2 separate regions of the Homo sapiens genome follow, and region 1 is linked to region 2. The links are chromatin loops, found by intact Hi-C in ENCODE. Cell type or tissue: A673. All regions are shown on one strand. Links, peaks and the distances in the headings refer to the core of each region. The heading gives the core; the rest is flanking DNA.

The links. Hi-C counts contacts between places; a loop is a spot of excess contacts. Peaks named below come from ENCODE experiments on the same cell type or tissue, not always from the same donor. Only the 100,000 strongest peaks of a DNase experiment are listed, where the experiment ranks them.
Region 1: a loop joins it to region 2, with 4 times the contacts of the local background. A loop is called at or near these places in 4 of 110 quality-filtered maps.

The regions. Positions count from the first base shown.
Region 1 is chr1:178,281,926-178,284,845 of GRCh38, forward strand. It overlaps RASAL2 (RAS protein activator like 2), which reads left to right. Exons shown (of 18, transcript NM_170692.4): 2 at 1,639-1,766. Among named protein-coding and RNA genes, the nearest start is that of RASAL2, 190 kb to the left of the region's middle. RefSeq lists an enhancer at 2,021-2,828. In A673, for the core only: a CTCF peak has its summit at 1,142 (motif pointing left); a DNase peak (open chromatin) is centred at 1,136.
Region 2 is chr1:176,896,923-176,899,842 of GRCh38, forward strand. The region is part of intron 16 of ASTN1 (astrotactin 1); the gene reads right to left. Among named protein-coding and RNA genes, the nearest start is that of MIR488, 130 kb to the right of the region's middle. In A673, for the core only: a CTCF peak has its summit at 1,048 (motif pointing right); DNase peaks (open chromatin) are centred at 599 and 1,039; H3K4me3 peaks cover 454 bases.

The DNA of each region.
Region 1 (2,920 bases), core at 174-2,673, 1.4 Mb after region 2:
TAGAGCTTTTTTGTGATAATTTTGAGATTTTGAAGTCAGAAGAAAACTTTGGAAGAACTAAAGATGCAGTTCTAACATAAAATAATTTAAGATGCTTAGACTACAAGGGGAGGGTTGAGGGTAGGGGAGAGAGGGTTGGTGTAGATTGGAGATGCTACAGATGTAGCATGTAATGCTGTGCATAGTGCGGAGGAGATACAAACAGAAAATAAGGGAAGAAAAGACAAAACAGTGAACTTCTAAGAATTAGTAACATGTCTAACCAAGCCCTAATAACACTGTTGGTTCTTGGACCTTGAATTATCTTTGGGGGGAGTTGATAAACCCCCAAACATGCAGCGCAGTTTAGATAGCCTTAGAGAGGACAGGAAGTTAAACCAGAAGAAACAATGAAGACAATATTGAACACATAAAGGGATTTATAAACAGAGACCTACGTAGTTCTATGAAGAGAGACATATAGCAACTGACTTGTTGCTAACGTTCTACAGAACTCCAGCTATAATTATGCATATTTGGTTAATTATAATGTAAGACACCTAGGAAATTATTTGCCTTTCCTTGAAGTCAAGCCAGTGCCAGTAATATACCTATCATCCTGTGACAAAAGACAAAAATTTTACAGAAAGCAGTGATAATGAAAAATACTCATATAATAGATATAATGTACTTTTTTATGATTTACAACTCCCCTGCCCTCATGGGTATTGGTTTTCTAATCTTTTCAATTTGAGTTTTTACTTTAGCATAATAACTAAGTAATGATAATGCATGTTAAGTAGTCTCTATAGTATATTCCTGAGAAGAATTAGTTCCTCATGCCTGAAGAACTTTTAATATATATCGAACTGTCATAAAAGCTTTACTTAATGGAGCTAATGTGTACTTATAAATTAAAATATGTGCCCAGTTCCAGCAGCCCAAATGAGTAAACATTTTATATCAAAAAAATTGAAAATGACAGAGATGTTAGTAACCACTTGGTATTTTATAAGGAAATGAGACAGTTGGGAATTGCTGAGACATTTTGCTTTAATATCGGGTACCTCCACCTTTAAGAAACATCATGGTAATATATTTAGATATTTTCTTAAGAAAATTATTTTCCATGTTTTTAAGATCTTGCTGGCCTCTAGTGGTAATACGATGCTGTTGTTTAAACATTGTCAATTCCTGTGAGTGTAAAGCCATTTGGAAGGCCTAGTCTGCTGATACATTTACTCTCAGAGTTCTGGGTTAACAGTGTTCTCAAAGTGTACATGTAACATCATCTTTCTCCTAAAGACTAGGGAAGGTGTCTGAGTCACTCTGCTTCTGTATTTTAAACGATACTGGTTAAGCTCTGAAGCAACCTCTCATTATTATAGTTTATATACAGTGGTAATTACTATGTAAAGTTTGCACTAACAGTTCTTCCCAGAGTGTTTCAGCCCTCTTCTCTGAAGGTCATAGGGCTATTTTTTCCTTATTCTGTATATAATAGTTTTCATTTTCTTAAGAGGAAGCTTTAAATTTACCATTGAGATTCGTGTTTAGGCTCACCTCTTTATTTGATTTGGAAGAATTTTACATTTGAAATACTGGTTTACTAAGCAAGATAATGATTTGTCACTTTTGTTTTTCCCTTTTCTCATGCAGATGTGAAAGGACCACCCACCCACCGTCTGTCTTGTGGTCAGTCACCCTACACCGAGACAACAACGTGGGAGCGGAAGTATTGCATCCTCACAGACAGCCAGTTGGTATTGCTCAACAAGGAGAAGGAGGTGAGATGGATATTATTCAGGAAAGTTAGTTTCCTTTTCTGAGTAAATTCCTGAAATTACCTAGTTTTTGTTTGCATTTTGAAAAGTTGGATTATAAAAATAAAGGCTTGATGAAGATATAGGTAAGTCTAAAAGGCTGCTAATGTCATAAAGATATGTTATCTTCATGAAGGAGTGGGTTTCACAAGATAGGGCTGGATTTTCACTAAGAAACAATGGAAGAGATACTGAGTTAAACTGAGGAGTTTGGAATGGGAAGGGGTTGGATTATATAGGCCTGGCCCTGCAAATGATCTCGAGGGGCCATTGGGAATTACATCAGTACTTCCTAGCAAAAACAAATGTCATTAATTGGATTAATTGAAAGAGGTTTATTGGAGGGACTATTTGCAGATGTGTGGGCAGCATAAAGGACCTAACTAAGGATGAGGAAGCACCCACGAGCTAGCAGTCGCAGAAAGCAGTTATCACCCTGGGCTTCCAAGGCAAGGGAAGAAAGTGATGTTTCTGGAACCTAGAGAACTGTAGCTGCATGAGAATGCTGCTTGACAGTTGCTGTGGTTATGCACAAAAGAACACAGTCTCTATACCAAACAAAAATGGCCAGCAGGGAGGAAGTAAGACAGAATAAACACTCCAACTCTTTTCTTCTGCCTTCTGATTTCTTGCCAGTGTCACCTACTGGCCAAATCTAACTCGAAGGCAGAAAAAGATTGCTTTTTGATGTATTCTGTAGAGGTCAGCTTCCTGAAACATGTAACAAGGTCAAGAAGGGCAGAGAGTAGAATAGATCTGGCGAGGTAGACAGAATGTAACCAGGACAGGCATCTAGTTCTAGGTGTACTTTCTGTTCTTCTAAATTAAAAAACTCTTAAACTTATCACATGCTATTACTATTTTATTCCTCAAACTGTTACAGTTTACAAATCCTTCCACAGCTATCTCATTTATTTGCTTATTGGTGATTAATCAGGTAATTGATATTCTGATCTGGTATGATAAAACTACTCTGTAAAATCATCATAATTCCCAATTTCCACCATATAAAAAAATAAGTGAATATAATATTGACAAAGAAGAGGAATAATGAAAGGGAAGGAGAAGATATGATTCAATGAAGGAGAAAGATTAATTGCCAAAACTATATAAATAAC
Region 2 (2,920 bases), core at 97-2,596:
AAGGGCTCAAGCATTTCAGAAACCCAGTGCTTTTTTGTCAGCAAACTCTACTTCATTAAGAAAGTAAGTAAAGGGCGGACGTGGTGGCTCACTCTTGTAATCCCAGCACTTTGGGAGGCCAAGGCGGGTGGATCACGAAGTCAAGAGTTCGAGACCAGCCTGGCCAACATGGTGAAACCCCGTCTCTACTAAAAGTACAAAAATTAGCTCGGCATGGTGGCGCACGCCTGTAATCCCAGCTACTCGGGAGGCTGAGGCAAGAGAATCGCTTGAACTCGGCAGGTGGAGGTTTCAGTGAGCCGAGATCACGCCACTGCATTCCAGCCTGGGCTACAGAGCAAGACTCCGTCTCAAAAAAAAAAAAAAAAAAAAAAAGGCAGTAAGTAAAATCCCGGCCCCCCCACCAAAAAAAAATCAGTAAAGATACAGTTTCTTTTCAAAAAAGATTATTGAAATTTCGCCATGCAAGTCTTGCCAGAGGGCTTGAGGGTCTCCTGGTTGGCTCTTACCCACCTTCTAATTATACGCATTTCCTAACTGACCCGCAGCCCTCCTTGTTGAGAATTTGTTCGAGTCTGGGAAAAGAATTTCCACGACATGACCGCTAGATGGTGATATAAGTCTAAAATGACTTTCGTGAGCGGGAGGAAAAAAAAATGGATAAATCTCACTTTGGCACTGTAGAAAATAAACTATGAAAAAGTAACACACGGCTACTTTAAAAAAATGTTGTGGAGGTACAATTTTTCTTTAACCGGAGAATAAAAAATTAGAGACTAAAACAATTCCGTAACATTTACCCGACAGAGAAAAATATAGAGGGGCATAGATGATGACAGGATAATTAAAGGAAAATTAAATTCCGAAGGGAAAATAACCCCTACCCCCAATATCCTTAACATGGAGTAAACACTACTTCAAAGGGGAAGTAATATGCCACCAGTGCCTTTTCTCGCACCTTAAATCCCCAAATACCCAGGCATGCTCCCCACGCCCCCTCCTCTCATTACTAAGCATGTACCGTGCTCATGACAAATGCGGCCACTAGAGGGCGCTGCGACCACAAACACTCCGGAGCTGAGGGTCCGAGGGCCTTCCTGCCCTCCAGCTGGCCATCGCTGGGTCCTGTCATAGCTGTAAACATCTGAGGGGTTGCTCCCCTTGCTACTGTTTTCTGGCGATCCCAATTAAAATCAAGATGCAGCGAATCCCCCTCAAAGCCCTTCAGTTCTAGATACCTAGCAAGATTAGGGAGTAGAGAGGAATGGGAAGGATGTAGAAATCCGTGGAGGGAACCCACCAAACTCTTGTTTTAATTCAGAATCATATTTTCTGTCTCCGGAAAACCTTCAGGTCCACATAAAAAGAGCCCCGCCGGAGGCCAAGACCCACTGCCTTCTGGTCCCCTCGCCAAACAGGATGGGGCTGTCTGGAGAGGAGCTGGATTTGCACAGGAGTGATGAGCAGCAAGCTCCCAAAAGCTATCTATTCAGTTTCCAGCAAAGAATAGAGATGTGTGTGTGAGGGAGATTTTTCAAAGAAGAAATGCATTTCCTATGTTCAGTTAAAGATACAATTGGGAAGTACTCTTTAAAATGATGGAGTCCAATGGTGAAAGCCCAGATAAATCTCCCTTAGCCCAAAGAGAGCACCTATAACCATCACGTCTGTGGTAAGTGAGAGTCGTTCAGGTCCTAAAAGCTTCAGGAGAGGCTGATCTTTGACCGTTGCTTTTAACTCCTCCTGTGTGGGAGTGAACAGTGGGGGAGGTTTGTGTGTGGAGTGTTGCAGAAGAAGACCCTGCCTTACTTCCTTGTGAATCAATGGCTCACCCCCTCCACTGCCCACACCTATTACAGTTCTTTAGGGCATCTTCCCTCTTCTACCCTCTAGAGTCTGAGTAGAACTGCTCTAGAGGTTGGAGACACTATGCTGTCTTTTAGCAAAATAAATATTCTAGTCCAATAAATACACTGCCTCTCTGGACAGAAGAAATAAGCTACAATTAAGGTCTCAAAATCTTATAATTGACAAAGGTGCCTTTTGATAAAGAATACCCAGGTGTGGCTCCCTCCCACCTCTGTTTGCAGAATTCACTCCACTGTTGTCAGGGAAGGTCCGGAGTCCAGTCAGGACACTTCAGTTTCTTACAAATAGAAGAACATCCAACCTGGAATGTAGTTAACAATCCTAAAACTGCAAAGCATTTTGCAAATACAGCTTGCTATAAATAAATGTCATTTGCTTTAGGCTAAATCTGTATCCTACAGCATACAGTGGATGAGTTTCCCCAATAGAATATTGTGGTATGAGAATATCGCGTCCTTAAAGCTCAACATGTCATTGTGGATGTGCACATGGCCTTAGGCATGTATATAGTGGCCCACCTAAATTCAGGAGCACATGAGGGTGACAAAAGTGACCGGCCCATTCTCATGCAGGGTCTGCTCTTCTGGTGGTAACTGACAGGCCATGAGGTGAATTAGTTGTTAGGAAGTAAATTGGTACAATTCCTATAGGATTCTGAGGCTGCTTAAGAATCTCTCTCCTGAGTTGCTGCCCAAGGCAATGAGATGCTAATGACATCACGGCTAGAATGACAGAAGCAGTTCATTAGGCAGCAAAGAAATCAAATGCAAGCTAATCAAATCCCAGCTTTTGGAGACAGCTTAGGATCTACAGGAAAGAAGGCTTGATGTGGGGCAAATGAAGCACAGCCACCCTGAAGCCCACCAAAACCCTGCATTCCAGGATCTACCCCAACCCCCACCCCAGTCTACTGCTCAAGCCAGATGTCCTCGAGTCATCAAAATTCACACAGAAGTCTATCCACCCAGTCTCTAATCAGTCTCTTGGGATGTACAATCATGTCTTTGGACAGAGAGATCACTATGGACTTAAAATGAACTGCTAGACCTGC